2 separate regions of the Homo sapiens genome follow, and region 1 is linked to region 2. The links are chromatin loops, found by intact Hi-C in ENCODE. Cell type or tissue: Caco-2. All regions are shown on one strand. Each heading gives the region's core, and the rest is flanking DNA. Links, peaks and the distances in the headings are about the cores only. Region 1 holds the start of LINC01558 (long intergenic non-protein coding RNA 1558). Region 2 holds the start of LINC02538 (long intergenic non-protein coding RNA 2538).

What was found. A loop is a pair of places that touch in the nucleus more often than their neighbours do. Peaks named below come from ENCODE experiments on the same cell type or tissue, not always from the same donor. Only the 100,000 strongest peaks of a DNase experiment are listed, where the experiment ranks them.
Region 1: a loop joins it to region 2, with 7 times the contacts of the local background. A loop is called at or near these places in 2 of 110 quality-filtered maps.

The regions. Positions count from the first base shown.
Region 1 is chr6:167,789,516-167,805,853 of GRCh38, reverse strand. It overlaps LINC01558 (long intergenic non-protein coding RNA 1558), which reads left to right and starts at 8,995. Exons shown (of 4, transcript NR_026773.1): 1 at 8,995-9,245; 2 at 14,761-14,907. LOC441179 (a long non-coding RNA gene) reads right to left here and starts at 10,325. Exons shown (of 1, transcript NR_149041.1): 1 at 7,606-10,325. RefSeq lists an enhancer at 6,363-6,896. In Caco-2, for the core only: no CTCF peak of the experiment used is centred there; DNase peaks (open chromatin) are centred at 8,613 and 8,973; H3K4me3 peaks cover 2,324 bases.
Region 2 is chr6:167,667,107-167,683,444 of GRCh38, reverse strand. LINC02538 (long intergenic non-protein coding RNA 2538) reads left to right here and starts at 4,222. Exons shown (of 3, transcript NR_117091.1): 1 at 4,222-4,533; 2 at 5,246-5,385; 3 at 12,536-16,338. LOC124901465 (a long non-coding RNA gene) reads right to left here and starts at 5,213. Exons shown (of 2, transcript XR_007059883.1): 1 at 4,840-5,213. It overlaps LINC02487 (long intergenic non-protein coding RNA 2487), which reads left to right. Exons shown (of 7, transcript NR_117092.2): 5 at 276-337; 6 at 998-1,112; 7 at 1,508-2,754. RefSeq lists an enhancer at 10,765-11,264. In Caco-2, for the core only: no CTCF peak of the experiment used is centred there; DNase peaks (open chromatin) are centred at 4,674, 5,274 and 7,144; H3K4me3 peaks cover 1,248 bases.

The DNA.
Region 1 (16,338 bases), core at 4,625-12,624, 120 kb before region 2:
TGATTCTAACTTACTGTGTTTTCTTATTGTAGTTTATGGGAAGTAGGAGAGTAGACTGTGAATAGAGTATGACAAGAAAAATGGAAAATCAATCTCACTGAGAGATAAAAATTGGCTCTTCAGGCTAGCCGTGTTGTAGAACTCTGACACTGTATCAGTGATGATGCGTACCTTTTCAGTAGTAAATTCTGCTTGGAGATTCAGTAGCACTGGAGTAGTTTCTTCTGTTTCTAGTTCCTAATGGAATAAAGAGCAGAATCCTCCTAACTTTTACCTCCTCCTCCTCACCTGCTGGCCGTCTGCCAATATGAAATATCAATCACACACAGTAACATTGCCACCAAACAAGAGTTTACTGTGTTTAAAAACTCCTACCAGAGCTTCTTGTAAAAATTTCACAGGGAGATCAAAATAGCACTTCTTCTTTGTCAAAACATTTTATTTTAACTTCTGTTTAAGGAAAGAATCCAAACCACCCCATTCTCCTTGATGTTTACTTTCTCTGAAAAATGTCTTTATGAAATGTTTCTGGAGGCTTTTATTTTCAAGCTCTCCTCCCAGAAGATATGTCCTTGCATGTCGTCTTCAGTTTGTTGGAAAAAAGAAGATTCAAGTTTCCTTCTTGTCTGTGGCAAATTTCCCAATCTAAACCGCTTGTCGCTAACCTTTCCACATTGAAGATGCTTGTGTTTTATTGTTGGGGAATAAATACTAGGAACCCAAAACTTCAGCTTGTTTTATGTGTTCCAGACGCCTGGTAGTTGGGTGCACTGTCTTGGCCACTGTACCTGAGCCGGGCCTGGTGGCAGCAGGTGACTGAGTCAGGCGCCTGTCCTGACTGCTGTGTGAGTGCTGCTGACTTCCTAAGACTTCGGGCTCCTGGAGTGGCGAGCTCTGGGGGACAGGCAGTCTTAAGACCGCACTTTCTTGAAGTTTGACAGGGGTGGGTGACCTTGCTGTTTTCCGAGCCTCGTGGCCATTTCCTTACCTGTGGAACAGAGATGTTAACATGGCTCCTGGTGATGTGTGTGAGGCCTGGTGTGCCTGGCACTGAGGCTGCTTTTCCACCCGCCTCCTGCCCGCGTGGCCTTCCTCGCCTCACGCGAGGCTCTGCTGCAGCAGGTGATGGGGTGCGGGTCGCAAGGATGTTTCCAGGACATTCTCTCTCCTTCTGCCCTCCTTTGACTGATGTTCTTTTTGGCACCAGGCTGGACTGCAGGTGGGCCCAGGGAAGATCAACCCATGGCGTGCACAAGGAGTGGGGTACAGGGCCCCCCTGCATGGGGCAGGGCAAGGACACCTCAGGGCTGCCACATGTGGGACTGAGAGGACAGGTGCCACAGGTGTGGACATCACGACAGCCACACGCTGAGGTCTGTTGGCCCACAGGTGGGCCCTTCGTGGAGAAGCTACCGCCCTCGGCACAGCCCTGCAAGGCCCAGCATCCTCATTCTACTTGTGATGGAGACAGTGACAACAGCCAGCGAAGGGGCTGCGTGGACACTGTGCACGGCAAGAGCCTGAGAGAAGAGTCGGGGCTGAGGACAAGCCGGGTGTGTATCTGCCACCCCACAAAGCCCAACAAGAGGCGACTGGTTCTGGGTTCGAGAAAAAAAAAGAGGAAAGCAAACGGTTGGGACAAAGCTCTGAAGATTCTTGCTACCAGCCTAAAGGAACACAGGTCAGCGGTCAGAAGCTATGTCCTGCCGGGAGGTGGGAGCTTTGTGTTTGGGGTCCTCCATGTCCTTCTCTCCCCCAGCACAATGCTTACCCAAGAGGACCCCCGTTATGACGCAGATGGCAGTGGGTCTGGGAGCCCTGCATTCCTGCGCCCCGGCTCTCTCACTGGGCAGAGGTGGCCAATGGGCAACCCTCAGGCTGTAGAAATGCTTTTGCTTCGTGGTCTGCATTGACAGGCCACGTCTTTTATTATTATTTTTAATTGTATCTACAATCTGGGACACCTGGCCACCCTGGGTCAGCATTTCCTCTTGGGAACAGCCTGTGGGGACTGACCTGTTGATGAGCAAGTGCCCCCCACCCTAGCACCCCAGTTGCCCCAGTGTGAGGAGATGTGGATTGCTGAGAGACTGGAGACAGGATTTCACGGGGATCTTGAGAAGGTGGTGATGGTAGAGACAGGGAGATGGCCATGTGCAGTTTCTGAGCCAACAGGGCTGGGGAATGGCTGCTCTCCTCTGCTGGCTCTGCCAAAGCCAGGAACCCGCCTTTCCTCTGATTCAGAAGTATGGTCTGGGCCAGAGCCTGGGGGCTAGGGGAGGGAGCATGGGGTCTTTCTTCCTGTTTACTCACTAGCTTTCTGGGTCTGGCTGTGACTTTGTTCTTCTCTGCCTGGGTAACCCTCAGGCAGGTGGCTCCAGGTTTCAGAACCACTGGTCTCTCCCCTCTGCCTCCAGGCCCACAGGCTGCTGGCTCCTCAGTCCCTATTACTGCTCAGTCTGAATGCTCCCATTGCCTCCTCCTCTTCCCTGTAAACAACTCTCACAGTTTTATTGAGATGTAATTCATGTACATGCAGTTCACTGGTTTACACCGTGCCATTCATTGGTGTCTGGCACATTCACAGAGTTGTGCAGCCATCACCATGGTCCATTCTAGAACATTCTGCAGTGTCATCCCCAAATGAACCAGTGAACCCATACCCCTCAGTGGCCACTCCCCATGTCCCCCAACCCCTCTACCCCAGGCTGTCACCAGTCTGCCTTCTGTCTCTAGATTGCCTATCCGGACATGTTCTATGAACAAATTTCAACACTTTGTCTTCTCTTTTGTGTTCCCTCAGCCCGCCCACACTCATGTAAATAGTCCCTTCATAAAACTCTTTTCAGTTAAACCCTCTAAGTGGGCCACCTTGTCCTGCCAGGACCCTGGCTGATTCACACTTGTCTGCCAATAGGATGTGAAGAATAAGAGGACAGAGAATAGGAGGAGACAAGACCTTATGGGGTCCCAGCCTTGGCCACTAGGTCATGGGTAATGTCATTCACAAAGATCAGAAAGACAGAATCAGAGCATTTTTGAAGGTGAGGAGACAGTGGGTGCTGTTGGAATACAGCAGGTTCAATTTGCTTGCAGGGGTTTTGGGGAGAATGTCTACCAGGCAGGTAGATACATGAAAGTACAGTTCAGGGATGCAGGTAGAACCATTAAGCTCTTGCTACCACCACCAAAGAGGCTGAGCCCTGGACAAAGAGAGACTCCACAAATACCCGACTGCTTCTCTGTGCCCCTTGAACAATGCGAAGATGTCAGCACCCCAGGGGAGCATCCCCATCCACCTCCCCCACCCTCCATAGGCCCAGAGGCTGGTGTCTTCAGGAACATTTCCAGTGCCCTTCCCTTTCCCAGGTACTTCTACCTTTTCAGGCCTGTCTCCCCACTGATTCTTCACAACAGAGGGCTGGCTCCGGCCTGACCACAAGGAGAATTGTATTTGCAAAGAGAGAGGTAAAGGTGACAAATTAGATGGACAAAACCATAACCTCTCAACAGATGTCTTAGTCCATTTCATGCTAATATGACAGAATTCCACAGACTGGGTAATCTACAATGAACAGAAATGTATTTCTCACAGTTCTGGAGGCTGACAAGTCCAATATCAAGTTGCCAGCATCTGGCAAGGGCCCTTGTGCTCTGACATCCCATGGTGGGTGGTGGAAGGTGGAAATGCAAAGGAGGGGGATGGCGGCTGAACCCATTCACTTATCAGGAGCCCACTGCCCAGATGTAATGACGACAGTAATCCATTTATGAAGCAGAGCCCTCATGACCTAATCACCTCTCAAAGGTCCCACCTCTTAGCATGGTTGCATTGGGGATTAAGTTGTCAAAACATGAACTTCAGTGGACACATCCAAACCACAGCACCAGGATAGGGCTCCTGGCGCGTTAGTAACACTTCTCAGTTAGTATGGAGTTGGAAGAAGATTGTAGATTAATTTTTGGGGAAATCCCAACACTTAAGGAGCAGGCAGAAGAAGAGAAAGCCATAAAAGAGCGTGGCAAAGAATCTGTCATAAGAGATATAGGAAGAAATCCAGAAAGGAGAATTTTTGTGGAATTGAGAGAAACGCAGTTTCAAGAAGGAGGGTAGTCACTTGTACCAAATGTGGAAGAAAGGTCAAAGGCGTTGAGATGGGAATTGTATGCACCAGATTTATCACTTAGGAAGCTGTGTGAATACCTTCAGCAAGGGCAGTTTCTCCACTGGAGTGGTGTTTGGCAAATTTTATTTCTTTCCTGGTGGGGTTGGGGAGTGAAATTTCAGCTTTTAAATGTGTGAATGAAGAGTGAGGAAGTAGAAAGGGAGAGTGTAAGGTGTTTACTGGGAAGCTTGTTGGTAGAGGAAGGAGAGGGAAGGCAGCTGGACTGAAGACTGCAGGTGATGGAAACATATGTGTTGATGGTGCTGGGGAAGGTCAGAGGAGAGGGAAAGGGCAGGACAGGGACAAGGACAAGCGTTTGGGGTCAGAAAAACTCTGAGCCTGGAGGGTCTATAACATCAGCAACAAGTCATCACTCTTTTGATATTTTCTCTCACCTCTTTATTGTTTTCTCTGTTCTGAAAGGTATTTTTTTTTAACTTTTTCTAATTACTTAGCCAACCCATTTCTTATCCTAAGATTTGTCGGAAAATACAGCAGGAAGTGTGAAGAAGAAGAGGAAGAAGGAGGAGGAGAAGAAGAAAAACTATAAGAAGAAATATGAAAGTTAAAGTAATTAAAGCCTGAGAACATTTAATGTGGGTTCAAAAATCCTTCTAGAATTCAATGGACCCAATGATATAATTGCTCCAAAATTTACTTTCTTAACACTCACACTGAATCGCACACACACATTATATTGCTATTTGTTAAAGAATGTAAAAAAAGGTTTCATATATTACAGGCCATCTAAAATGGTTTAAAAGTTTTAAAGGAGTCAACTTCCATTATTTAGAAAGATAAATTATAAGAAGCAGTTTAGTCTCCAATATTGCCAACCAAATAAAGTGTGAGAATATGGTTAGGATAATGAAATATTTGCTGGAGGTGTGGCAGTGCACACTTGTAGGATGCAACTGGCCATGTGCGTGTGGCTGGAGCTGGTGGCATCAGAGCCGAGCTGGTGTGTTCTGTGTGGCTGCCGCCTCGGTGCCCAGGAGCTTCTGTCCAGCTTCACGGCTGGAACCCTGTGATTTCCTAAGCTATCCTGTGCTCTTCTTTTTTTAAGTTTTTCTTTTTTTTAGGAAATGAACTAGAATGGCTCATAGTTTGCACCTGTGAACCCAGGTGAACGAATTCTGGCAACCCAGGTTGCTAGCGTTCTTGCCAACTGAAATAACTTTAAAGTTGCTTTGGTTTGTTGCTAAATAATTTAACTGTTCTTGTGGCGAATGGGCCCAATATTAACAGGGTTTTTGTTTTTGTTTTTTTGAGACAGAGTCTCTCTCTGTCACCCAGGCTGGAGTGCAGTGGTACGATCTTGGCTCACTGCAACCTCCACCTCCCAGGCTCAAACAATTCTCATGCCTCAGCCTCCTGAGTAGCTGGGGTTACAGGCATGCACCATCACATTCGGCTAATTTTTGTATTTTTAGTAGAGACGGGGTTTTACCCTGTTGGCCAGGTTAGTCTTGAACTCCTGACCTCAAGTGATCCACCCGTCTCGGCCTCCCAAAGTGCTGGGATTACAGGCATGAGCCACCGCGCCCGGTTGATCGTAACAGTTTTGCCTTTTAATTTTCCTCTGTGGACTAGTAGGTGTAAGGAAAGATAATTACAGCTCAGAGCCCTGCCCTGACACTAGGCATTAGGCACTCCCAGTGAGGGGGGAAAGACGAGAGTCCTCTCTCTTCTAAGGAGGCTTTTCTTGAAAACTTCATGCTGGCATTGTTTTCCTTTCTACAGTTTTACTCCTATTGTTTCTGCTAGGTGTGTTTCCTGGTCTCACATCTGAATTTTTAAAGGATGGTGACCACACCTGCCTCCCTCCTTCCTCGTGGCCCCTCGCATGGTGCTAAGCGCGCTGTGGGCAGCTGATACTCAAAGCCATGGATTGGTTGATCTGGTAGAATATGAGCCTGGAAAAACAGGAAAGCTGGTGTATTTTAGTTGCTATATACTGTTTCCATGACGTCAGCACACTGCTTATTTTCTCAATTTCCCTGGTCACTGAACAACAAAGGATTCCCAAATGAAGCAGAGGAAGAGACCCAGAGATGTCAGTCCGGGGACAACCCAGGGGCAACCGAGAAGCCAGAGTCCGGCCACGCCAGGCTCTGAGGGCGCGCCTGGGTCACACTGCACTGGCTGGAGGCCCCTGGCTTGCTCATCACTGTGGAAACTGTAAACGCTGCCATCTGTCTGCTGCATTGGGCTGTCAGGAGGGAAGCCAGATGGTGTCAGGGAGTGTGGACCCATGAGGGGAGAAAGACGCCAGGCGGAGGTGCACTGCGGCCCCCTCCCCAGGGTTGATCCCCCTTGGCTGTGTGCCTGGAGCAGCGCCCGCTCCTGTGGATGGCGAAGAGGGCCTGCTGCCAGTCACAGGAGGACATTCTGGGAGAGTGAAGGTCGTCATTAGAATCTGAATCACCAGGAAATGGAGCAGAACTTGATGTGGCACATTCCAAAGATTAAAAAAAAAAAAACCAAAAACACCTCGTTATTAATTTGAGTCGTTCTCCTCATAAACAAATTCACACGCTGACTCTTTGGGCAAAAGAAAGGCAAAGATTAAACAGGTGCAACCCAGCAGGATACACACGCAGAACTAGACTCCGCTCAGCAACTCCATGCCACAGAAGGCCGCTTTCGGAACCGCAAGGATCAGTTTTGGGTTCTGCTTGACTTTGATGATAAATATGGAATTAAAAAATCAATCTATGAAAATGTTATTTAATCTCAGAAATCTTTCCTGCCTTATTCATTAATGTGATTATTTGTTTCTTAGTCAATGCCACCTTCTTCTATAACTTTCTACGTAGAGGGGGAAAAGCCCCAGTATTTAGCACTCTGAGTTTTATAAAGCGTCTTCACACTTCTCCTGTCTCGCGTCACTACCCTTTGATAGCATTGGGGAGGGACTTTTGCTATTTCCATGTTACAAATGGGTCACGCAGGCACCCGGAACTCGAGTAACTAGCCCATGCCTGCGAAGCTCCCACCTGGAGTGGGGGACTAGAGCCAGATCACCAGACCCAAAACTGAGGCCTTGAGGAGGAGACTACGAACGTGGCGGTGGAGATGTTTATCTCTTCACAGCGGCTGAGTTGTCTCTACTTTATGGGCTGCGAATACTTTCTGGCTTGTCATCTAGGAATCTCTTGGCATCTTTTTACCAAGTTTAATATCACAGAGCTATAAGGCTTAGAAGACCTCAGAGGCCATTACAGCCAACCCCCAGACTCCTATTCTGCATCCAAATTAGTGATAACACGTTATATAATTCCATTAAAAAAACCCAACCAACGAACCTTTTAGTACCTTCCTAAAAGAAGAGTTTTTCTTGAACACGGTGCTAACTAACCAATTTGATTGAAACCACCCGATATTTTGACATGGTAAAAAGCATATTGTGTAATAGAAATACAATGAGAGTCACATATGTGATTTAAAATTTTATTGAGCCATATTAAAAAAGTAAAAAGACACACACTCTTCTCGTGCGACACAGAACCGGGACCCCCGTACAGAACATTTTACTGTTTTCCCTTAATACCCAGGAAACATGCACTAACCTGGTAAATACCTGCTTCATGGAGAGTAGTCTTTCAGGATTCATACCCTCAGGACATTGTTGGGGACCTACTGGACTGAACAAAGGCGGGCAACACGGGAATAAAAGACAAGAGACAACAGAGTATATTTGGAAGAAGGGGTTAGGGGCACCTTGCCTTTAGTGGACAAGGGCCCTGAGCTTTACACAGCCCTCCGTATTTATTAGGCAAAAAGAGATAGCGAGAAAGCTGGGGGAGGGGGGTGATTGTCAGTCTGCCGTTTGGTTCACAGTAGTCTTGCATTTTTTGGACAATAGGCACTAGATTTTTTAGGCAGATAACTTTAAGGAGCCCGGAGCTAGGGAGTGATGTCTGTTAGCAAACCTTTTGGTGGCAGGGCAGTGTGAGTTTGCCCACATCCTGCATTCATGATAAACAGTTTGCTGTTTGTAGCCTCCAGCGGAATGCTGAGTTGGTCACGTCCCCCACGGGCCTTCGGCTCCCTGCAGGACACCACCGCCTAGACATTTGCCCACATTTGCTGACCTACACGCAGACACTCTGGCTGGTCTAGACACTCAGGGCCTTTACTCCGGCTCCCGCCAGAGGCCTGAGAAATCCACACCTCACTGATAGCTCCATAGCTCACCAGCGTCCGTGGTGAGCCAGTTTCCTTGGCGGCAGCATCCTCCGCCTTGGGAGAGGCCGTGGGGACCGTACTGAAGAAACTGCCACTCCGAGGCATTGCTCCGTGCTGGGCACTGCCATTGAGAAGTGCACCTAAGCGGCCACCAGTGAGCGACGACCACGCATGAACAGGAATGTTCTAGAGCGGAATGCACCTATGAAGGCTGAGGCCTGCGCGAGAACCTGCACCTGGAAGCCACCCTGACACGCTCCTCCCCTCGGGGCAACGTCCACCTCCTCGCTGTAGGGTGGGGAGGATGCCGCTGCTGCTGTGGACGGGGAGGGCCAGCGCGTGCGCCGCGGCCAGGGAGCCGTAGAAGCTCAGTCCCATCCGCCTTTCTCATGCCCCTTCCCTTTCCCGTCCTCCCTCCTCTCCTCTCACCTGCGTGGTAACAACGATTGTGACACTCGGTTTTCTTAAGAGGTGCACGTGATTCATTTTTAAAATTCCCTCAAAAGAACGTTTTCTTGAATTGAAACTAATGATCAAACAGAAGCTAGGCCGGGGGCAATGGCACCACCCTCTCTGCTTCCCTCAGTTCCACTCCCCTCCCCGCCACGCCCCACCTTCCTGCTCAGTGTGGGCTGGGGCGGGCAGCAGGCAGGACACGTGGAAACGCAACCGCCAGGAGGAAAGGCGGGACACAGCGGGAAGGGAGGTTTGCCTCCCCTCTCTTCCTGTGGTGACCCCCACCTCACTTACAAAAATCACCACCGACGTTTGGGAACCGTGCACGCCGACTGAAAGCAAAGCTCAGCTGACCTGCGAGGAGTCCCCGGGGAGCTGCCGCGGTGGTCGCCGTTGAGTCCGTCCGTGCCGCTGGGGCCGAGGCAGCTGGAGGTGAGCAGGTGCGGGCGGTGCGGCCGGATGGAGCCCACCAGCAACCGGGTGGAGGAGCCCGCAGCTCTCCCAGCTGCTGCCTAGCTGCTCCCTGCCCTGTTTTGAATTAGCGGTAGCAGAAAGAAACGGCGGAGCAGCGGCCCTCGGTGCCCAGAGGCCTGGCAGTGCAGTGCATCCTCTCCTTGTGCTGCAGGAGGTCAGAGCCAGCCAGGGAGGCAACTGCCTGCTTGGTCTGCCGGTGTCCAGACCGTATCCAGAGAGGGCGTGGCTGGATCTGAGAAAAGGCTGGCACCGGCCAGACTGGCAGTGGCTCAGTCCTGCCTGGCAGGAGCATCCACGGACTGGCTGGCCAGAGTGCAGGACAGCTGCCCAGGTTCCGCCTGTTCCACAACGTTCTATTCGCAAGGGGCCAGGGGCACTGCCCGCCTGGCCAGGTCTGCTGTGTAGAGGCGTGCAGGTGGCCAGTGACTGGCTGGGCTCCCGGGGCTGCTGCCTTTGCTCTGGGAAGACCACAGATGCCTCCTCTTGCGAGGGGCCTTCTTGTGTGCCGCTTGTTGGGAGATGTGGCCCACCTGCCTCGGGGCGGCTCCTGCAGGGTGGATCTCTGGCCACCCGGCCAGCTGAGAGGTGTCTCAGGGCTCACTCCGAAGCCTTGGCTTGGCTTTGTTCTCATTTCTTCTTTTGACCTCAAACAGGCCACGGTTCATGACTCTCTCAGGAAGGGATTTTATCTCCATCACTTGCAACTTCTTGGAGCTGAAGTCTGCACAGCACTGTGGAGATTGTCAGATCTGCGTGGACAAGGGAGGGCAGGCCTGGTGGTTTGGAGAAGTAGGGCTATGCCAGAGTGAGGTGGCACGGGGTGCAGGCGGCTTCTTTGAGGGGGACCCGGGGAAGCAGGAACAGGAAAGCCAGCTAAACTGCAACCTCAGTCCCCGTTGAAGACAGCAGGGCCTGAGGCAGCTGCACCCAGACGTCTCCGGAGTTCGTGTTGGTCCAAAGGAGGGAGGCTGGGTGGAGACTCACCTGCTGCAGTCCCCATGGGCTGAGTGTTGTGGAGCTGTCGGCTCCCTTTGTTCGGGGGTCTGTCCAAGCCTGGGCAGCGAGCTTCCTCGGCCTGGGAGGAGCCCACGAGGGGGACGCGGGAGGAGGGCACTGCCCCTCATTCGCTCCGGATGCTTGTCTCATTAGCCGTCAATTCACAGAGAGCAGTTTCCAGTAGAACAATTCCAGAAAAAACCAGAGCCACCACCAGGGCCTGTGTGTTTCATTCCTGACCTGGGGAAGGTAGCAGAAGCTTTCAGCAGCAACTATTCAAATAACCACCTATTTAACACATGGACCCGTGAATGGCGGCCCTGGGTGCTTTGTCCCATTGTTTTTCTTCTTTCCTCTCCCCCATTTCCTTCCTCTCTTCCCCCTCAAAAACACACGTGTGCATAAACATTTGCATACCTCAGCCACACCACCAACAGCTTCTCCATGGGCTGGGGTCTCTGCCTTGTCGAAATGATATTAATAAATGATAAAGCCAGGGTCATCTCTATCTCTCATCTATCTCTATCTATTAATTATCTATCTATCTATTATCTATCTCTATTAACCTGTTATCTATCTACCTACTAACTACCTACCTATCCACATCTACTGTCTATCTATACCTAAGTTCATTATCATCATTATCTACCATCTATCTGTCTCTATTAACCTATTATCTATTTATCTATCTCTCATCTGTCCATCCATCATCTTGCTGACGTTAGCTCTGGGACTCCTCAAGCCTGTGTGTGATGATGAGCGATCATCCAGCTGTTTGACACTATGATTCTAGTGAATTTGCATTGGGCAACAAATGTTTGGATGAGCACACGAATAAACACTATTTATTTGCTAAGTGTTGTAGGGAGCCTGCCTTAAAGAACCTTATCCATGTGAAACCAAGACGTCCCACCCTCCCCTTGGCAGGGCTGTTATATGACAACTCTCTGCAAAGGCCACCTCCCAGTGTGGTGGGAACCAGGGCCAGTCCCACACATGTGCACATTCTCCAGGTGGCGTGCGAGGCTGCTACGCTTGCAGGAGGGCTCTGAGGTGGCCGTGTGCCCGGACCTCTGCAGAGGCTACGGTGACAGAGGGCTCAGCAGAGTTACCTTCCACTGTGCACAGGAAGGAATGTGCCCTGAGTGCTGAGCTAAAGAGGAATACAGGGAGGTTTTCACCTGCGCCGGGCCCCTGTGCCACTACCATCTATTCATTAACAGATGTTTATTGAGCAGCGACTATAATTCAGGCGTTGTGTGCGTGATGGTAGCAAAACAACAGGGGAAGAAAGTCCATCGCCTCTCCCTTCCTGGAGCTTCCATATTGGTGAAGGAGATGGAAAGTAAAATGAAAAGCAAATATAAAATTACATATTTTACTATGTGCAATGAAAAAATATAAAGCGTGTGGTGACAGAGAATGGCAGGGAATGGATACTTAGTGTCATCAAGCAAGGATTTCAGAAGAATGCATCAACTTGGGGCTTGTGAGAATTAAAGACAGTTTTCGAAGCACTGAAGTGAATGAATTAATTTGGGCATAGGGGACTGGGACAGCTAGAGGGGTCTCAGAATCACACTCTGTGATGTGAGCAGGAGAAAATCCACCAGAAGCATGATGATGACTCCCAGGCTCTAGTTGGATCTTCTGGAATTTGAACAGAAACCTCAACAATTTTCTTTTGAAACTCTAAGATGCTCCATGTGAGGAGGACTTTTGGGCAGGTTCTTATCAAACATTATTTCAAGTACCATCATAAAATAAAGGAAACTGTGGCCTCCGTGGAGGCAATAAAGCGTCAATATTTCAGCAGTTATTCACACGCTTGTTTACACTGAAACCTGCTCCATCGACAGGTGGTAGAATCATTGTCAGGCTGGGCTCACAGACGTTGGTGTTACCAGGCGTAGGTTATCAACGCCCATGCCCAGAGGCCCTGGAAAACGGTGACCGAGGATGAATTAAAGGAAATTACACCAACAGGGCAACATGCCTGACATATTTCCAGAAACAGAAACAAAAGGATCTGCATAGCTAGGCCAGACCACAACACCATCTTGTAGAAGCACATCAGCCTCAAACCACTGCAGAAATGGACTTTGTACACCACACTTAGAAGAAGATATTCTTAAGGACTGTGTTTCAGTGTTAAACTTTACAGGCTAGGGAGATTTTTAAAAAAAATCATAATTCTTTGATTGTCTTTTTTTCAGCACAATGGTTTAAAATGATCCAGCTGGTTAGAAAAATGTCAGCATTGTCCTCACATGAAACATTGATCCACATGGGCACTGACACATTTCAGCTTCAATATTTGACATCAGATCAATCTTGCCTTCTCCTGCATTAGCAGCCCAATATTCAGGCCTGCAGACTGGAGGCTGCTGCACCTGGCTTTTTGCCATACGGGCTGACCCTCCCTAATTCAAAAACCTGGAATCCCAAATGCCCTGACATCTACAATGTTTAGAGCACTAACCTCATGCCACAAGTGAAACATTCCACACCTGACCTCATGTATTAATCTGTTTCCATGCTGCTGATAAAAACATACCCAAAACTGGGAAGAAACAGAGGTTTAGTTGGACTTACAGTTCCACATGGCCGGGGAGGCCTCAGAATCATGGCGGGAGGCAAAAGGCACTTCTTACATGGTGGCAGCAAGAGGAAAATGAGGAAGAAGCAAAAGCAGAAACCCCTGATAAAGCCATCAAATCTCATGAGACTTATTCACTATTAGGAGAACAGCACAGGAAAGACCGGCCCCCGTGATTCAATCACCTCCCCCTTGGTCCCTCCCACAACATGTGGGAATTCTGGGAGATACAATTCAAGTTGAGATTTGGGTGGGGACACAGCCAAACCATATCACCTCATGTGACAGGTTGCAGTCACAATGTAACCAAAATTTCATTACATTTACAAACTATTAAAAATATTGTATAAAATTACCTCAGGCTATGTGTATATAAAGCATGAATTTATTTTGTGTTTCAACTTGGGTAGCATCTCCAAGATGTCTCATTATGTATACGCAAATATTCCAAAATACGAAACAATAAAACACTCAAAACACTTCTGGTACCAGGCATTTCGAATAAGAGAGACTCCACTTGTACCAGCTCCGTATCCCACGGCTTTTGCAAAATCTCTATGACCTGGTGCTAAGGGACCTTTTGGGTTTAAAGCACTGCTTGTGTTGCTGATTCTGAAAGGGTTAAAGGGAGAGTAATCATTGATGGTGTCCCACAGCCATGCCCGCAGCCTGTCAAGCACAGGGAGGTTGAGAGAGAGAGCGGATTGGTCCAGGCGCAGCCACCCCTTCACTACCAAGCGTGCACTCATCCCAAGAGCCGCCACCCCGCACCCGCCAGGAACTGATCAGGAAGGAACAAGAAGGACATGGTTCTGTCCTCAGGGAACTTGGGGATAAATAACATATGCAATTAAGATGTAAGACAAAATATATTCGTATAAAGTGCAAAAACACAGGCACATCACTCTCTGCCTTCAGAAGTGAGGGTGCCAGAGCTTGGTGCCTGGGAGTGGCCCGCAGAGGGTTCAGGGCTGCTGTGTGTTCAGGTTGTTCATCTGGCTCTGCTGATGAGGCTGAGTGCAGGCTGTGAAAATTCATCAAGCTGATACTTTAAGTGTACTTTCTGTATGTATGTTCTATTTCCATAAAAAGGGAGAAGTGAAAAAAATTAATGAGAAAGAAGGCTTGAGTTACAAAATCAGAAATTTCATCAGCTAGTCTACCTCTCTGCCGCCTTCTTCTCTGCCTGGGGTCTCTGCCAGAGTGGGCAGCACAGGAAGCTGCTGGACTCTAGGTGCCTTGCCGCCCTCAGAAACTCCACATTTCACAAAATGGTCAGATGCCAATGCAAATTAATGACGTAAGTTTATGTTGCTAAAATGATGACCCCAGGCAAAATAAACTCTTGCTTAATCCATGCTTTTTCTGGCAGCTTCACTTACCAAGGCTCCAGGTGACGCTGGGGTGTGCTGCTGGCCACTCACCTCACATGCTGCCCAGGCTAAGCTTGGATCCCCGGCTGCCCCCAGACCCCACGTGCTGTTGCCTGTACTGGGGCCGCCCCATCACCTGCTTGGTGCCCTGGTGCTCAGGGCCAGAGCTGGTTCAACTTCTGTATCACTGTGATGTATTTTCCTTCAGCTTTTTGAAAACAAACTTTTCAAGAAGGAACTAAGATCACGCAGTGTTCCCAGCACTGGTTAATATTAGACTAACACCTGCCCCGTGGTACATTTGATTGAACTGTGTTGTGGGGGAGATAACTGTCCTCCCTAAGTTCCCTGAGGACACAGCCATGTCCTTCTTGTTCAGTTCCTGGTGGGTGCTGGGTGACAGCTCATGGGATGAGTGCCGTGAAGGCTGTGGTTGATGGGCTGATGAAGGGGTGGCCGTGCCGGGACCCACCTGTCCTCCCCTCCTTCTCCCTGTGCCATGCAGATGTGGTCAACGGGCTGATGGGCACGGCTGTGGGACCCCATCATTCCCCTGCCCCGCATGACTCTGCTCTCCCAGCTCGACTGCTCACTTCAGACTTCCCTTATGGAAGGAGTTGCCAGATAGAGCAAGTAAAATACAGTGTGCCAGGTAAGTGTGCATTTACAATGACCATGGATTATTTTTTGGCATAATCTAATACATGGTAGTAGAGTAGGGTTGTATATAGTGTTATCTCAATCTAGTATAAGTTAAGAAATTATCTGTGGTTGATTGAAGTTCAGGTGGACCCAGGTGCCCTGTATTTGCCTGCTGCATGCTAGGGTACTGCCTAGCACACTATGCTGGGCCAATGTGTGTGTGTCTTAAGGGAAGGGCAGCTTTTCATCGTTCAACTCCCTGAAATTTTTTTAAGGGAGAGGGGACCAAAAAAACCCTTCATTCCCTCAAGTGAAATGTCTCACCCACTGCAATGGCGATAACTCGGAGGGTGAGTGGAATGGATGGAAACCCTTGAAGAGCAGATAAGAATTTAGGTGGAGGGTCCTTTGCTCTCTCAGGCAGGTTGGTGGATGCATGGGCTTTGGGCAGATGCCTGAAGCGGGGTGGATGTCCTGAGTAAGAGAGAGTAGGGTGGGTGGTGGGGGGTAGGGGCAGATGGTGAGGGGTAGGTGTGGATTATGGGGGGTAGGGGAGGATGGTGGGGGGTAGGGGAGGATGGTGAGGGGTAGTATTGGGTGATTGAGATGGGGTGGATGGTGAGGGGTATGGGTGGATGGTGAGGGGTATGGGTGGATGGTGAGGGGTATGGGTGGATGGTGGGGAGATGGATGATGAGGGGTAGGATTGGATGGTGGGGTTGGGGAGGATGGTGAGGGGTAGTATTGGGTGGCTGAGGATGGGGTGGATGGTGAGGGGTGGGGTGGATGGTGGGGAGCAGGGGTGGATGGTTGAGTGCAGGGGTGGATGACGGGGTATGGGGTGGACGGTGAGGGGTAAGGGTGGATGGTTGAGTGCAGGGGTGGATGGCTGAGTGCGGTGGTGATGGTGGCATGCAAGGGTGAATGGCAGGAATGGATGGTGTATTGTGGGGATGGATGATGGGGGTGGGGGTAGGGGTGGGGGGTGGTGTAAGGGTGGCTGGTTTAGTGCAGAGGTAGATAGTGGATAGTGTGCAGGGGTGGATGGGGGCATGGGGGTGGATGGTGGCATGCAGGGGTGGATGGGGAGGGTGAGGCTTGCATCTCTGGTGAGCCTTGAGTGAGACTGGAGCCTGTGGGTTGGAGCTGCTTCATCTACAAGGAGACAGGAGAGTTTTGTGTGGTGTTGACATTGCTATTGTATTATTCTGCCTGGGTTGCTGTCTGTGGACTGGGTAGTTTCAGCTTAAACCACATACATTGATTCCTCACAGTTCTGGAGGCCGGAAGTCCGAGATCCAGGGGGCAGCAGGCAGATTGCATTTTGAGGCTTCCAGACTTGCCCAGCAGCCCCTGTCCCTCTATGCTTGTGTGCCGAGACAGCAAGCTCTCTGGTGGCTCCTCTTATACGGACAGCAATCCTATTGGCTCAGGGACCCAC
Region 2 (16,338 bases), core at 3,253-11,252:
ATGCGTGATGGGGGACAAATGTCTCCTCACCGGTGACAATAATGACAGGCTTCTGTCCAGAGGCAGGAGGGGGGCCAGTATCATGCACTGAAGAAACTTTCACAGCACAGTTGTCTGAGACAGGGAAACCCACACGCAGACGGCCAGGGGACCTTGACCTCCTTAGCAAACAGGAAACAAAGTGCTCTTGTTCTCAGGCCGGAATGAAGCGGCTGTGCGAACACATCCCAATTGTACATCTGATGCTGACTCACACAGAGCGTTTCCATTTTTAGATTTCAGCTACAGAAGGCAGGAATCCTTTGGACTTGGCCCTTTATCAGTGGAATGGACAGAGGTGAGCAGGCGTGGCCAGCATGGCATTCCCCTAAACTCATCCTGGCACTGTGGCAACTCTTTGAGCAAAATTCCCAGGGATGTTGAGTTTGTTGTCAGCCACAAGTACTTCCGTTAAGGGCCACTAAGGGTTGTGTTCATCAAAACTGTATTTTACAAATATCTAATATGACCAAGTTATGAAAGACTTTCTTTGTTCCAAACAAATTTGGAGGAAATGGACACACTTTGACTCAATTTGTTATCACATTAGAATGCAACATTATGGGCTGGGTGCAGTGGCTCATGCCTGTAATTCCAGCACTTTGGGAGGCCAAGGTGGATGGATTGCTTAGTTCTAGCTACTTTGGAGGCCAAGGTGGGAGAACTGCTTGAGCCCAGGAGGTCAAGGTGACAGCGAACTGAGATTGTGCCACTGCATTCCAGCCTGGGCAAGAGAGTGAGACCGTGTCCCCCCCGACTCAAAAAAAAAAAAAAAAAGAATGTGACATTACACCTCATAATTGGATTGTGGATAATTTCCTTATCTCAAAACAAAATGATGGCAGGAAAATTGCCGAGCTTATTTCTCTTTGATCTGTGGCACTGGCTGGATGGTAGAAGCAGAATGCCACCCTCCATTTAGCTGATGACGATGACCCACATCTCCTTGCCTTCCCAGCAGCTCTCGGTGGGGTCTCTGTTGGGAATGCCTGCTGAGACGGGACCAAGGACGGCTGCAGGATGTGGTGTCTGTGCTCAGCGTCACCTCCTCCCAGGCTCCTGGGAAGCACCTGGTAAGAAAGCCCTTCTGGCCATCGGCCCCAGGGATCAGGAAGACGGCGGCCAGGCTCCCAGCCACAGTGTGGCTCTGTGTATCTCGCGCTGTCCGTTGTTGAGTTAGTTCACAAAACACAGGCACCCTGAGCACAGCTGTGCCTTCTGGACCTGATCCCCTATCTTTGCATGTGGGAAATCCAGGATCCTCCCAGATATTTCTGAGGATATCCATGTTTTGGGGGTGATGGTGAGGGCGGGGAAAGAGGAGACTCATGTTTTTCCAGATGCTTCCTGCCCCAAACTCCAGCTTCCATGAACTTCTGCATCCCTGGTTCTCTGGGCATGACTGTCTTCACCTTTATGGTTCACTCTGTGTCACTGGTGGGCTTTGCTCTGCTTCCTCCTCCCCCAGAGCATCTCCTGACAAAGCCACCATGAGCAAGACCCTCAGAGAAGGTATGAAGATGAGAGGCTGGTGTGAAGAGGCTGCTGTGAAGCAACTATATAGCATCGGGCAGGACATAAGGGGAAATTGTTGCTTTCATGTTCCTTTACCCCCACAGTTTGGATTTCTGCCACAAGGATCACTGTGGTCTTCCTCCCTGGGGCTCACTCCACCTACCCCACACCTCCCACCTCCCCCGTCCTCTCTTGGGGGACTTCCTGAGTTCTCGACAGAGCAGTTTCACTGTCTTCTCTCCACGCTTCCTGGACTGGCCCGCCCATTTTTTTCTATGACCCAGAATTCCTTCCCAAATAAGAGCGTCATATTCCTTGAGCCCCTTCACTAGAAGCAAGGAGATGGGCAGGCGTTGAACTGCGGCTTTTCTCTAGACTCTTCCCTAATCCCTAGGTTCCCCCAACTATTTAGTCTAGAGCAAGCCCAGGAACAGTGATTTTTTTTTTTTAACCTGCCATTTCTGTTATTCAAGCTGTTTTAGTCAGTTCAGGCTGCTGTAACAAAAATGCAATGGCCTGGGTGGTTTTAACAACAGAAATGGATTTCTCACAGTTCTTGTGAGGCTGGGACGCAGGAACCCCCACATCCAAGTGCCAGGCAGTTCCGTGGCTGGGAGGGCTCCAGACTGGTGTGTGGATGGCACCTTCTGCTGTGTCCTCACATGGCTGAGAGATGGGTCATCTCTGTTCTTATCAGGGCACTAATCCCATTCACAAGGCCCCCCATGACCTAATCACCTCCTAAATGCCCCGCTTCCTAATACCAGCACCTTGGAAAATAGGGCTTCAAGATACAAATTTTGGGGGACTCAAACATTCCATCCATAGCACCCGCTCATGTGCTGTGATGTCCAGTGAGCAGGCGGAGTTCCAGGGCTGGTCAGTGCCAGGTGCTCCTTCTCCCACCCGAGAACAGGGGCCAGGTTGCTCCTCAGGCACCCTGGGCAACTGCCCCTTCCCTTCCAGTGGGGCCTGACCTGGCTACCGAGCTTGGCAGCTAATAGGCGGGCCCCTCAGCATTCACGCTCCTGAGCTGCTTTATCAAACTAGGATTGTTCCCCCAGGTCTAAGAAAACCATCCATTCACTGCAAAGTTATTTATTACTGCGGATGGGCTAGGAGTTAGAGGAAGAGAGTGACTCAAATCACAACACCTCCTGGACGAAGCTGGAAGGGATTAAAATACGGCCTAATTTCTCCCTTGCTGTGTGAAGCGTGTGGTTCTCCTAGAACATCAGCCCGACTGTCGCTGGGTAGCGGCGGTACTGTTCATTCTGCATTAGCTTTGTCCAGATTGTTCAGTGTGGGTCCCTGCCTACAGATCTTGATTCCTTGAGATTGCCCTTTGTGCTTCTGTCTGGGGACTGCCTGTTTCTGTAATGGCCACCGTCTCAGAACACATGGTTGTAGGCCTCAGCATTTGCCTTACACACAGCCCCCTTGGAGACAAACCGTGTCTGTGTCCCTCAGAAGGCCCTGACTTTCAGGGCACACTCCAGCCTGACTTTGGCACTCTGCTAGACACATCCGAAACGCTGGTTCTCGTGTTGAAGTCTGTTATGGATATGTAGGGTAAGGCAGGGAAACTGGAGCGCCTGCATACCCTTGACTTCCTCCATTTGGAAAAGATAACCCTGAGACATGGTGGAGGAGAAGGGGCCCTGACCTGTCAGCTACATCTGGATGTAACTCCCCTGATGAAGAAAGTGCCAGAGGCAGCAAAGCAGCCCTTATAGGGTATTTTGTGCTCCCCCAACAGAGGAAGAGGAGCTTAGGGTCTCCAGGGAGAATGTCTGGTTGTGAAGAGCCGCCAGGACCTGGAGCTGCACGGTTGCTCAGTGTGCATTTCACTTGGTCAGCCCCTACGCTGGAGAGTGCTTGCATCCGAACCTTCAGTGCCTGGATAGACACTGAGCTGAGCGAACGGTATGCTGGAAAATGAAGCGTGCAAGTGACAAAGTGCTCAACTTAGACTCTGGGCAAAATTCTCACAAAGGGCTTTCTAATCCTCACTTAATGGAAGAGTGGAGCAATTTCCAGCAGAAGTTGTGGCTTGCTTCACCAGGTCTGCTCAGGTCAGCGGGGTGAGCCTACGGCCAGGATGGGTGGTAATTAATATTGGAATACTTGGCCAGTCTGCAGACCTCAGACCACAAAAAACCCTCCATCCTCAAGCAGTCTCTTCTTTATGCCTCGCAAGGGGAAGATAATTAAAGACTGTGGTAACGGGTTAATTTATAGGAAAATAATGTAGCATACTCAACTATCTATACTTTTTCTATTGCTAAATTTAATATACATCCATTTCTATTGATTATCAGAGGGGTCTAGACTCCCGGCCAAGAGTTGCGAAACCAGTCATTATCCCGCAGGCACCTTCCTGCTTTATTTCAGAACATTCAGTCATTCATTCAAAACAACCCAAAGCATCTGCATTCACAGAGCTGCCCTAACAGATGAGTTTTTCTTCATCTCCCAAGGTAATGATATAAAAAAAGTGTCAGCCATGGGATTTTCAGTGGGAAACGGGAAACCCAAGGCATGGTGCATTCAATGGAAAAATTCCTCAAGCTCGTGACCTGCATAAATCTCCAAATCCTTTTCAACATCATCCTGTTTAGTGTTCGGCATGAGGGTGCCTGCAGAGGAGGTGAATCCCTGCGTTTTCTATTCTTTTTTTCTTCCGACTGGTGTGGATCCCAGACAATTTCAGGGTCCTGCAGGGTTTGAGACCCTCTGTGAACACTGACCCGGGACCCCGTTTTGCCCATGGGAAGTTGAAGCCAGCGCAGCCCCCGGCCAGGGGCACTGTCTCCTCGGCCCCGGGATGCTGGACGGAGGGGACAACGTGCAGGGGCAGCTGCTGCTGGGCTGTGGACCTCCCGGAACCGGAGGAGCCCGGGAGGGGCTGGCCCAGCAGTGAGGGCTCCGATGCGCCTCAATTCATATGCTAAGGAGCCCTGGATTCGGCTTTAATTGGTGAGAGGAGAAAGTGGTGCAGCTGCCTGGGGCCGCGCTGTGGGAGCCAGGGCAGGAGGAGCTGTTTGAAAATAATCCCCGCGGGGACACGCAGCACCAACTCGGGCTTCAGTCCCTGGAAAGCGGCCGGGGGCGGGGCGGGAGGCCGGGATGCGGCGGAGAGCGACTGGCAGGGAAAGCGTGAGGTCACGGTGGCCACCGCACCGGCTCCAAGCAGCAGGGGCCCAGGGCTGAGCCCTGATTTCCACACCGGCCCCTGGATGAGCCTCAGTGTTTCACTCTGGCAATGGAAATAAGAATACCTACCTCACCCCATCGTTGGAATAAATGCAATAATGCAAAGGGAGGTCTTAGCACAGACGCGGGGCAGGCGCTCAACGCCTGGTGCCCACCGGCGCTGCGTCCTGGACGTGTCCAGCGAAGCCCGTGTGAGGCTATGACGGGAACGGAGGAGCTGGCGCGGCGCCTCACTGCTCCCCAGAGCCTTGCAGCGTCTCCCAGCCCAGGCTTTGCCCCACCACGGCTCCCATGGCTGCCGGAGGGAACCTCAAAGGCGGTTAGAATGCGCCGGGTAAATGCGCAGCTTTTCTTCTGGAGCCTCCACGAGAAAGAAATGGAGAGTTTTTTCCTGGGGCTGCTTGTGGTGCAAGTCCCGCTTGGGTGCAGGGCGAGCGGCTTCCGAGGAATTCACTGTCTCCTTCTCTCTTTCTAGCCGGAGTGGGAGGTGACCCCAGGGGCCCAAGCTGGGGGCGTGGCTGGGAAATGCACAGAAAGAGACTTCGACGGGGGTGGCTATGGTTTGTGCTGTGCTGTGCACACGTCTGGCTGATAGAAATCTATGTCTATAAACAGGTAACACAATTTGGTTTATCAAACCCATAATAAGCAGATTTTCTGACTTGCATAAGAATTTCTCTGTAATCTTTGCTTTAAAGTCCGTTGAATGCCATAGAAAAAGTTGCATTTGATGAGGCTTCAGGAAAGAAAAGGTAACAAACTATTCTAAGAGATGAGGATAGTGCCTGAGTGGGGCCCAGGACAGACAGGGGGTCCTCACCTCTTGCTGCTGGGGTTGGCTGCAGGGCTTTGCCTCAGTCTGATTTTTTGCAGCATCTACACAGTTTAAATACTTGGAAAAATCCTCTTTGTGAGTGTATTAAGTCACAGCCTACCAATGTGACAAATGACATCTAAATGCAATTTACAAATCCTAAGTTCCAGGTAGAAGAGAACGTGGTAGGTCCACGTCTTCATTTTCCCATACCTTTAGTCCGTCGAGACTCCGCTTAGCCAGCTCTGGCCATCCCTTTATCCTCCTAGGAACAGAATCTTACATGCAGTATTTTTACTGGTACGTAAAAAATTTAAGGCTGCACTAAGCAGGCGCCCAGGCCCCCAGAGTCAGAAGGGAGTGTACGGTGCACACATGATGACGATTTGAAAAGAGCCTGGCTTCAGGGCCTTGCAGATGAAGCTAACAAACCCCCTGTTCGGGAGGGAGCACCTGCACCCCAGCCCCCTCCCTCAGGGATGCATCTGCAGCCACTCCGGGGCAGGGCTGATGCCTCTGTGATGGTCCCGATGGTCCCGCCCGCAGCCTGCTCTTTGTGGCTCTTTGTTGCTCTTTGTCACAGTCCTGCTCAACAGCTGGTGCTTGCAGGAAGAAGCTCTCTGGCTGCAAGAAAGCCAGGGTGTGGGTGGATGACAGAATAAATGGGAGGGATGGAGGGCGTCTACTTGGCAGTTCGGATTCCTGGGCAGGGTCAAGATCAGGAGAAATAGGAAAATAGAAATAGGAGGAAAAGCTTCTGCCTTTTGTTCCAAACCAGCCTGGCTTGCCTGTGAAGGGGAGGACTTGACCAGGGCACTTTCCTGGGGCCACTGCCTGGCTTTTGGAGATGAGGTAGTGGCCTTTGTCTAAGATCATGTTACCTATACTCCTGGTTTAACTTTTTATTTAAAATTTTTTTAGACACAGGGTCTTGCTCTGTTGCCCAGGCTGGAATGCAGTGGCACGATCACAGTTCACTGTAACCTTGAACTCCTGGGCTTAAGCCATTCTCTTGCCCCGACCTCCCAAGTAGCTGGGACTACAGGTGCCCACCACCATGCCCCACTAATTTTTTCATACTTTTCTGTAGAGACAGGGTCTCGCCATGTTGTTCAGGCTGGTCTTAAACTCCTCGCCTCAAGAGATCCTCCTGCCTTGGCTTCCCAGGGCGCTAAGATTACAGGTGTGAGCTGACACACCGAGCCTACAACTGCATTTTATGTATCTCATTTTGTGTAGATATGGCCACAAAGTAGTAAAAAACCGGGTCTGTCATAAAGCTGTGATGGGGTGCTAACTCCATGCCGTCGAGTCTACGTGATGAAAGGATTTTGAATTGGAAGGGGGCTTATATATCCTCTGGTGGATAGGACCCCCCCTGTGCAGATGAGGTCCCCAGGTTTGATGCCATCCTAAACATCTTCACTCAGCAGTGGTGTTGGGAGGAGACTGTGGCCTCCGGTTTCCCGTCCAGCCTTTCCCAGCTGCTTCCTCTGCTTGTTTCTCGCGGAGATAAAGCCGGTGAAAAATGAGGGCAAAGTTCACAGTCCTGCAGTCCTGCAGTCGCTGCCATAGCAGAAACAGTAAACACGCACATTTACACAGGCAAAAAGCAGCAAACAGTGCTGGTGAGTGGCCGAAGTCCACACGGTCATCCAGGCAGTGCATGCTGAGTGCTTTCTATGCACCAAACACTGGCCGCAGCATGCTCCTATCCTCAAGAGATGGGGCACAGACACGGCTAATCACGCCAGCAATTATTGACGGTCCTTACATATGCTCTGAAGGAAGCTAAGGGGGAAGATGGGGGAAGAGTTGGCTCGGGTCTAGTGCAAAGTGCACCTTCGTATCACCTGGGGAGCTTTTTAACATCCCAGCTCCTAGTCATGGAATCTCTTGGGGGTGAGCCCTGGGCACCAGTGTTTTTTTATTTTACTGCTGGTCACCAGATGGTTCCAATGTGAGAACTATTGCTGTGGAACCAAGTTTGAGAACCATTGCTGTAGAGAAGTGTTGTCATTTAGAACCTTTACATGTCCCAGTGAATACTGTAACTCACTGCATTTTCTCACTTGTAAGATATCACCAGGTGTAAGACAGAGCCAGGACTTAATCATCACTTTCCAGGAAAAAAAATACTGCCCATGTTGTAATGTGAGATGCACCCTTCTCCCCACAAACATGAAAATATGAAACAGTACATCCAAGATCGAGAAAATGCAATATTTGAAAAAAGATGAATAATACATGCTTTTCAAATGTAGTCTTAGAGGCAGAGTTAATACTTGAATAACAAATCAAACTTCAGCATGACCTGAAAAGCTGAGCTGACCCAACCCAATGGAATCAAATGGTCAGGCAGCAGTGGAGGCCAAGCAGCAAAGCCACAGAGCACAGTGCACAGGCAGCAAGGTCTGGAGTCTGGCCGACTGAGTTAGAATGATTTTGTGCTATAATAATGATATCTAATGTTTTCAGAGTGCATACTGTGAACCAAGCACTTAATAAGTGCTATATATGTATGTATTTTACACATATATACATTTATATACTGTATATATAAACACACATGCACATCCACAAATATATGGAACTTGATATGGTTTGGCTGTGTCCCCACCCAAATCTTATCTTGAATTGTAGCTCCCATAATTCCCATGTGCTGTGGGAGAGACCTGGTTGGAGGTAATTGAATCATGGAGGTGGGTCTTTCCTGTGCTGTTCTCGTGACAGTTAATAAGTCTCACGAGATCTGATGGTTTTATAAGGAGGAGTTCCCCTACACAAGATCTCTCTTTTTGCTGGCCACCATGTAAGACGTGCCTTTGTTCTTCCCTTGCCTTCCACCATGATTGTGAGGCCTCCCCAGCCATGAGGAGCTGGGAGTTCATTAAACCTCCTTTTCTTTATAAATTACCCAATCTCGGGTATGTCTTTACCAGCAGCATGAAAACGGACTAATACATAACTCTTTTAATTTCCCAACCCACGTACAAAGGCATAAACTCAGCTTGGAGAGTGAGCAGGTTGCTGAAGATTACACAGTATGCTTTGAATTCAGGCAGTCTGACTCCATAGCCTGCTCTGCCATCATTAAAAAGCACTGATGAATACAAAGGCAGGACTCAGCTTTCTTTAATGTCAGTATGAGGTTCAAGCCCTCTGTAGTGAGCCGCAGCCCTGGGAATGTCACATGGACCCAATACGTAAGGTTCCCAGGGAAATGTCCACAAATGAATGCATGCCATGCGTGGCCCATCCCCGGAAGCTCAGCACGGGCCACGCTTAGATCTCCTTTTACTTTACTAGCCTTAAGTCCACCCCCAGGGTCTGGCCACAATGATAAAGATTCTGATATCACTTCTTGGATGACAGGGAGAGGGCATTTCTGAGGTTTAGCTTGGAGGAGTTAGAGAAAGGGTATACGGGAAACCTCAGAAATGTTTCCAAATATTCCCAAAGTTATGCACAAAAGAAGGAAGACATCTTTTCCATGGAGGCCTCGTGGGCAGAGATAGCAAGAACCAACGAGTAGAAATTGTAGGGAAATTTCACCTTCATACAAAAAGGAACTTTTCCCCAATTGCAGTTGCCTTCAAATAGATAACTAACTGTGAGTGGCAGGAAATCTCTCCAAAACCTGAAATCTGCTAAATGCAGACACGGTCAGCAAACGCTTGATGAGAAACCCAGGAATGTCTTAGGGGAATTCCAGGGAAGGAGGCTGACTGGGTCGTTTTCCAGCATGTCCTCATCTCTGGAAGCTTTTTTGATCAAAGTTGTAAGCAGAATGAGGACAGGGACCATGGCTATTATAACATATGCATCCCTATCCACCCAGAGCTCAACAAACCACCCGTAAGTGAGCAAATAAATGGAAAACACCCTTTCTATAGACAGGAGAGTGTAGGACAAGGACATAGGTACTGGATCCAGGCTGCCCTGGACTTGAATTTATCTCCACCAACCACTAGATCTGAGGCCTTGGTCCAGCTCCCACACCTTCTGTCCCTTTTTCCTACTGTACAATGGGTCCAATGATACTACCCACCTTATTGGGGTTAAATGAAATGTTCCTTTTTTTTTGAGACAGAGTCTCGCTCTGTCGCCCAGGCTGGATTGCAGTGGTACAATCTCAGCTTACTACAACCTCCGCCTCCTGGGTTCAAGCGATTCTCATGCCTTAGCCTCCTGAATAGCTGGGACTACAGGCGTGTGCCACCACACCTGGCTAATATTTTGTATTTTTAGTAGAGCCGGAGTTTCACTGTGTTAACCAGGATGGTCTTGATCTCCTGACCTGGTGATCCACCTGCCTCAGCCTCCCAAAGTACTGGGATTATAGGTGTGAACCACCACGCCCGGCCTAAATGAAATATTCTAAGTAAAATCCTTAGGACAGAGCTGGGAGAAAAATGTAGTGTTCAGTGACTATTAGCCCTTCTTTTTTGTTTAGTTTTGCAAATATCTTCTTCCTCATCCATCTCCCCATAGCCCTCAGACGGTGCCCTTCTGGAGAGCAAGTCCTCTGTGTTATGCACCTTCGTTTCTGTAGCCTCGATACCTGCAAGCTGTTTCATGGGGGTTTCCTGAGTGCAAACATGAGTAAATGAGGGACAGATGGATAAGAAGAGAGACTGCCCTGCTATTTTCCAATTCAACTGGAATCTGTCTCTGGGATTCTTGGATTTTTTTTCTCCTGAAAAGTCTGAAACAATTCTGATTTATCTAGATTTTTTGTTCATTTTGTTCTCCTACCCTGTAGTGTGGGCTGGAGGGACATTCACTGTAATGGGATTCCATCACCAGGGATCAAGGTCTTCAGTACTGGAGGCTGCCGTCAAAGCATGCCATCACACCTAGGGAACTGCTAGCCAGACTCTCCTACGAATGTAATGGTTAATTTTCAATAATTGATTATTCACTGATTAACAAGTCTTAATTAGATTCCTCTCTGGTTTACCTTGGACCCTGACCTCCCGAAGTAGGGTAGTGTCAGGTACATGTCACTGTTGAACAGCAACCATGGAACAGTCTTCTATTTAGATCCTAAGTGCTCTGAGCTCTCAGCCAGGGAAGTTGGTGATTTTGTTTAGTGAGACTGTTTTTCTTTGTTTCTCTTGAAGTAGAGATGCAGTGTGAAAACTTCATTCATGCAAGAACGAGGCATGTGAAGGAAGGAAAATGTGAAGTGTGGTGGGAGAGCACTGGGTGGCCTTGCAGTCCCTCCCCACGTGATAACGATGGCAGTGCAGCTGTAGGTGGCAGCGCGGCTGTAGATGGTAGTGTGACTGTAGATGGCCGCGTGAATGTAGATGTTAGCGCCACTGTAGATGGCAGTGCGGCTGTAAGTGGCAGTGCGACTGTAGATGGCAGTGTGGCTGTAGATGGCTGTTCGACTGTAGGTGGTAGTGCGACTATAGATGGCAGTGCGGCTGTAGACAGCAGTGCGGCTGTAGACAGCAGTGCGGCCGTAGACGGCAGTGTGGCTGTGGGTGGCAGTGCAACCGTAGGTGGCAGTGTGGCTGTAGGTGGCAGCGTGGCTGTAGATGGCAGCGTGGCCGTAGATGGCAGTGTGGCTGTAGATGGCAGTGTGGCTGTAGATGGCAGTGTGGCCGTGGGTGGCAGTGTGGCCGTGGGTGGCAGTACAACCGTAGGTGGCAGTGTGACCGTAGATGGCAGTGTGGCTGTAGATGGCAGTGTGGCCGTGGGTGGCAGTGTGGCCGTGGGTGGCAGTGCGACTGTAGGTGGCAGTGCGACTGTAGATGGCAGTGCGGCTGTAGACAGCAGTGTGGCCGTGGGTGGCAGTGTGGCCGTGGGTGGCAATGTGGCTGTAGATGGCAGTGTGGCCGTAGACGGCAGTGTGGCTGTGGGTGGCAGTGCAACCATAGGTGGCAGTGTGGCTGTAGATGGCAGTGAGACTGAAGATGGTAGTGTAGCTGTAGATGGTAATGTGACTTAGGTGGCAGTGGGTGTAAATGACAGTGTGGCTGTAGATGGCAGTGTGGCTGTAGATGGCAGTGTGGCTGCAGATGGCAGTTGGCTGTAGGTGGCAGTGTGGCTGTAGATGGCAGTGCGACTGTAGATGGTAGTGAGACTGAAGATGGCAGTGTAGCTGTAGATGGTAGTGTGACTTAGGTGGCAGTGGGTGTAAATGACAGTGTGGCCGTAGATGGCAGTGTGGCTGTAGGTGGCAGTGTGGCTGTAGATGGCAGTGCAGCTGTAGATGGCAGTGTGGCTGTAGGTGGCAGTGTGGCTGTAGATGGCAGTGTGGCTGTAGATGGCAGTGAGACTGAAGATGGCAGTGTAGCTGTAGATGGTAGTGTGACTTAGGTGGCAGTGGGTGTAAATGACAGTGTGGTTGTAGGTGGCAGTGTGGCTGTAGATGGCAGTGCGACTGTAGATGGTAGTGTGACTGAAGATGATAGTATGACTGTAGATTGTAGTGTGACTGTAGTGCCTCAGGTCTGAGCACCTAACATTTCCACACTAAACAAGGAAAAGTGTTGGCTGCATGAGACTGCAGAATAGAAGTGGAATGGAAAACTTTTATTTAATCTGGCCAGCCTGCACTGTATCCATGAGTTTGCATTGACATGAACTGTGACTTCCAAGCAGGCCCAACTGCCATAAACCTTAGCAGCTGGGTTTCCTACTGATTTGAACAGCAACTTGGATTTTGTCATTTTTTAATTCAAAAGAACAGGAGTGCATTGGGTCGGTCACACTGGTATTCTACGTTCTGATGCAGCCTGTCCTGGAGAAACCATCAGTCTGTAACTCCCTCAACACGACTCTGCGATTCAGCGTTGATTGGGTCACTGGGACCAAAGGTCGCTGATTCCTTTTGTAGCCTGTGATTTTTAGACAGAATGCCTGCTGTACTCTTAGCCTCCTTAAATATTTAGTAAGATCTCTAACGCTCTCCTTGTACTAAACCTGGGTTTTCAGTTCCTTCCAGGTCTCCGCGGAAAACTGAAGATTCCTGTGTGCTTTCAGAAAAGAGGTTCCAAGGAAAAGGGCAGCCATTTAGTTTTCACAAGTCTGGGCAGTGAGCGATTTGGAGCTTCCATCCTTGGCTGACATCATGAACACCAATGTTGCTGGCCTCGATCGCAAGAAGGGTGGGACTTCGTGCTTAGCCTTCCTGGGGAAGGGCCTGTCCCTGGGTCACGTCCCCAGTGACCACAGGAGGAAGAGAAGGGATGAGGATCCTGGGGGGCCTGGCTCTGCGTCCACCCGTCTCTGTGTGGATGCCTCCTGTGTCCAGGGTGATAACCGGTCACCCGACTGTGTCCTTGGGGTCATTCCTGGCTTCTCCTGCCGCTTGATCACCCCTCTGGCTGCAGGGAGCCCAGGACGGAGAAGGAGAGACCTCATTCTCCCTGGGGAATGCAGGCTGAGACCACCCATGCTTCTGGAGCAGGGTTTCATGTGGGGGAGGTCCCTCCAGGGAGGGACAGTGAACTGACGCTGTGATATTGCTCAGGATGGAGGCCCAGGGCAGACGGCGTCACCAGCTGCCGCAGAAGCCAGGTTGCCAGAGGGGCTGTGTCACCAGCCCTGGGGACGCCATGTTGCTGTGCGTTTCGACACATTCCTGTGGAGTGTCTGAGGAAAAACAGGGCACACGCATTCCTGATAAGATTGCACCAAAAGGCCAGGGTGGGGGACCAGGCTCCCAGCCTCCCTCTGTCTCAGTTGGGGGCCGAGGGGCAGGGACAGCCAGGAGAAGGCCCAGCCAGATGCTGCTGGCTTCCCCCAGGACTCTGCCCGACTGGCCTCTCGGTTAAACCTCCTCACCTGAGCCTCTCTTATGGCGTGGTTGAGTCACACATGAGAGGGTTTTGTCTGCCGGGAGGGGCTCTTCTTATGGGACAACAGGGGCGCGAGGTGTGTGGTGTGGCTCTCAGGGATGTGTCTGGACTCTATCACGTCTGAGTGTCCCTGGGGCCAGAGTGCTGGGGGCAGGAGCCTGTGGTTTATCAAGCACCTTCTGCCAGCTGAGGCCGTGACTTTTTGTCCCTCACTGGAGGAGGCTTCAAGGTCAGCCTCTTTTTCCTTTGGTCCCAAGCTTGCCGTGTCTCCTCCTCATTCCCCACGTCCACATGAGAAGGCAGTGTTCACAGGTGGGTTGGTCTGAGATTGAAATCGCAAGGCCAGGATTTTCTGTCTGGGCAGCCCCCTCGAGTCAGCCTCAGAGGAGCCCAGACCTCTTGGATGGCTTTCGGCGAGCCTCCCAGTGGGCACAGCACTCGCCACCGGACACTGCATGGACTCAGCTTCCACACTGCGATGGGTATGGCCTGGTCCTTGCACTACCAGGGGCAAGGAGGAACGCTATGCCTGGTGGGGGTGAGCACCCCATCTCATGACAAAGCAGTTCTCCAGGGTCTGCCCCACTTTTCTGTAAACCTGGGGGTCCAGCCCAGTGCATTGGCTGGAAGGAGAGGGGACGCCTCCTGTCCCAGCTCATGGCGCTCTGCCGACCCCACTGTCAGCCCCAACCTTGGTGCTCCGGGGGGCCCCAATGCCATAGATGCACTTCATGGGGAGCAACTGGGGCTGTTCCTGAGGACCAAGATGGGCAGAGACCCTAAAGACGTCCATGGATTGACCCCTGCTCTCTGTGGCCCCTGCCTGGCTGGCCTCCCCTCCTCACACTCTCCACAGTTCTCATGCAACACAGCGCCTCTAAAAATGCTGTCCTGAAAATGTGCGCTTTGGGGAAGAGCAGCTTCCTCCTCTTCGACCAAGTTCGGGTCCCTTCTACCCTTCAGTGGCTGTAGGCAGTCGGTGAGGGTCCTGGACGGGGTGGGCCGGGGGCAGGGAGGGGCACTGTGGGCTTTGGTTGCTCAGGGGTCCTGGCAGACACACCAACCTGGTGTGTTTGGAAATGCACCTGGATGTGTGCTGACCTCTGTGTGGAGGACCACGGGTCTGTTCATCCCCCACTGGCTGCACCCCCGGGAGGCTGCAGCGTGCACTATTCGGTCCCTACGCTGCAGTTATTCTTGTATCTGCCTTGTCACTGGCCTTGCTGCCCATGACTCCCTCAGGTCAGCCCACGTCTCTGTCAAACTTTCATCCTCCGCAATTCTGCGCAGCCTGTAAATGCTTAAAAAATATTGCGGAACAGGTGAGTCACATTACAGAAAGGACGCAACCTGGAAAAGCACAGACATTCCTTCCCCTTCTGCACCTGTTAGAGTAAGGGAGGGGCATGAGGGGGTGGGACCTGCACAAGGTGCAGCTGATAGAAATGCAGTCTTCAGGAAAAGCCCTGGCTCTGAAACGGCAAAGGCTGTGTGCCTGGGAAAAAGACAAACGTGTCTTATCCGGAGACGGCCCCCCTGCCCCAAAGGCTGTCACGCTGCCGTTCAGTTATCTATTCTGCAGCGATAGAACTGGCTTGACCTAAAAATTCAGTGACGGAAAAATGTCATCTAATGCTGCTTAGTGCAGTCAGGCGGTCAGCAGATGAGGGCAGAAGGCCACTGGTCTTTGACAGAACACGCGGATGGCGAAATAACAAAACAGGTGGCGGATGAGGGCAGAAGGCCACTGGTCTTTGACAGAATATGCGGACGGCGAAATAACAAAACAGGCAGCAGATGAGGGCAGAAGGCCACTGGTCTTTGACAGAACACGCGGACGGCGAAATAACAAAACAGGATTCAGGCTGCACTGTCAGCAGCAGAGACAAACAATTCTTCCAAAATAAACAAGCGAGCTCCCAGCAGAGGCCTGTGAAGTCTCCCGTTCTGCCCAAACCACACACATGTGGCCCACAGAGGAGGCTGCAGAGGCCCACGGGGAACTCAAGTGGCCGAGTGTGAGACCCAGGCCACCGGCCGTCCTCCCTGTCAGAACAAAAGGTTCATGGAAAGGGCCAGGAGGACACAGCAAGGGGAACCGAATGCCACTGGCATTTCTTGGATCTTTTGTACCATAGTCTAAGCATTTAGAGGAAGCACCGCGAGTTTGCTGCCCTGGAAGCTGACGTGCTCCCCAAACACAAGACGCAGGACTGGAGGCCTTGCCCCGCAGCTCGAGAGGCCGTTTTGGGACATATCAAGGAAGGAAGGCTTAAGCGACACAGGACCTGGCTGACTTACGCACCCGCTGTCTAAAGATGGGGTGCTGGCCGGTGAACTGGAGTGGCTCACGGCAGACCTGGAGTGACAGTCATGGGTCTGTACCTGTGTGGAGTCCTCCATGGCTGGGCTTGCAGAGACTGAGCTGGACTGCATTGCACATTGGCTGGAAGGAGAGGAGCCACTGAGAGACCCAGCTTACGGCACTCTGCCCACCCCACTGCCCACCCCAACCCTGGCGCTCCAGGGGGGCCCAATGCCACAGACACACTCCAGGGGGACAATTGGGGCTGTTCCCAAGGACCAGGAGGGACAAATGCCCTAAAGATGTCCATGGTTTGACCCCTGCTGTCTGTGGGCCCTGCCTGGCTGGCCTCCCCTTCTCACACTCTCCACAGTCCTCATGCAACACAGCACATCTGAAAATGCTGTCCTGAAAACGCGCACTCTGGGGAAGAGCAGCTTCCTCCTCTCCGAGTGGAGCGGGCTGGCCCCATGAGGCGTGATTTTCACTGTGAAATGTGCTTCACGTAACACTGGGGCCTTTGTCACCATTTTTAATTGTACAGTTTGGAGGCATTAAGTGTGTTCATCATCACCACCTTCCACCCACAGAGCTTCTTCGTCTTCCCAAACGGAAACTCTGTCGTCGGTAAA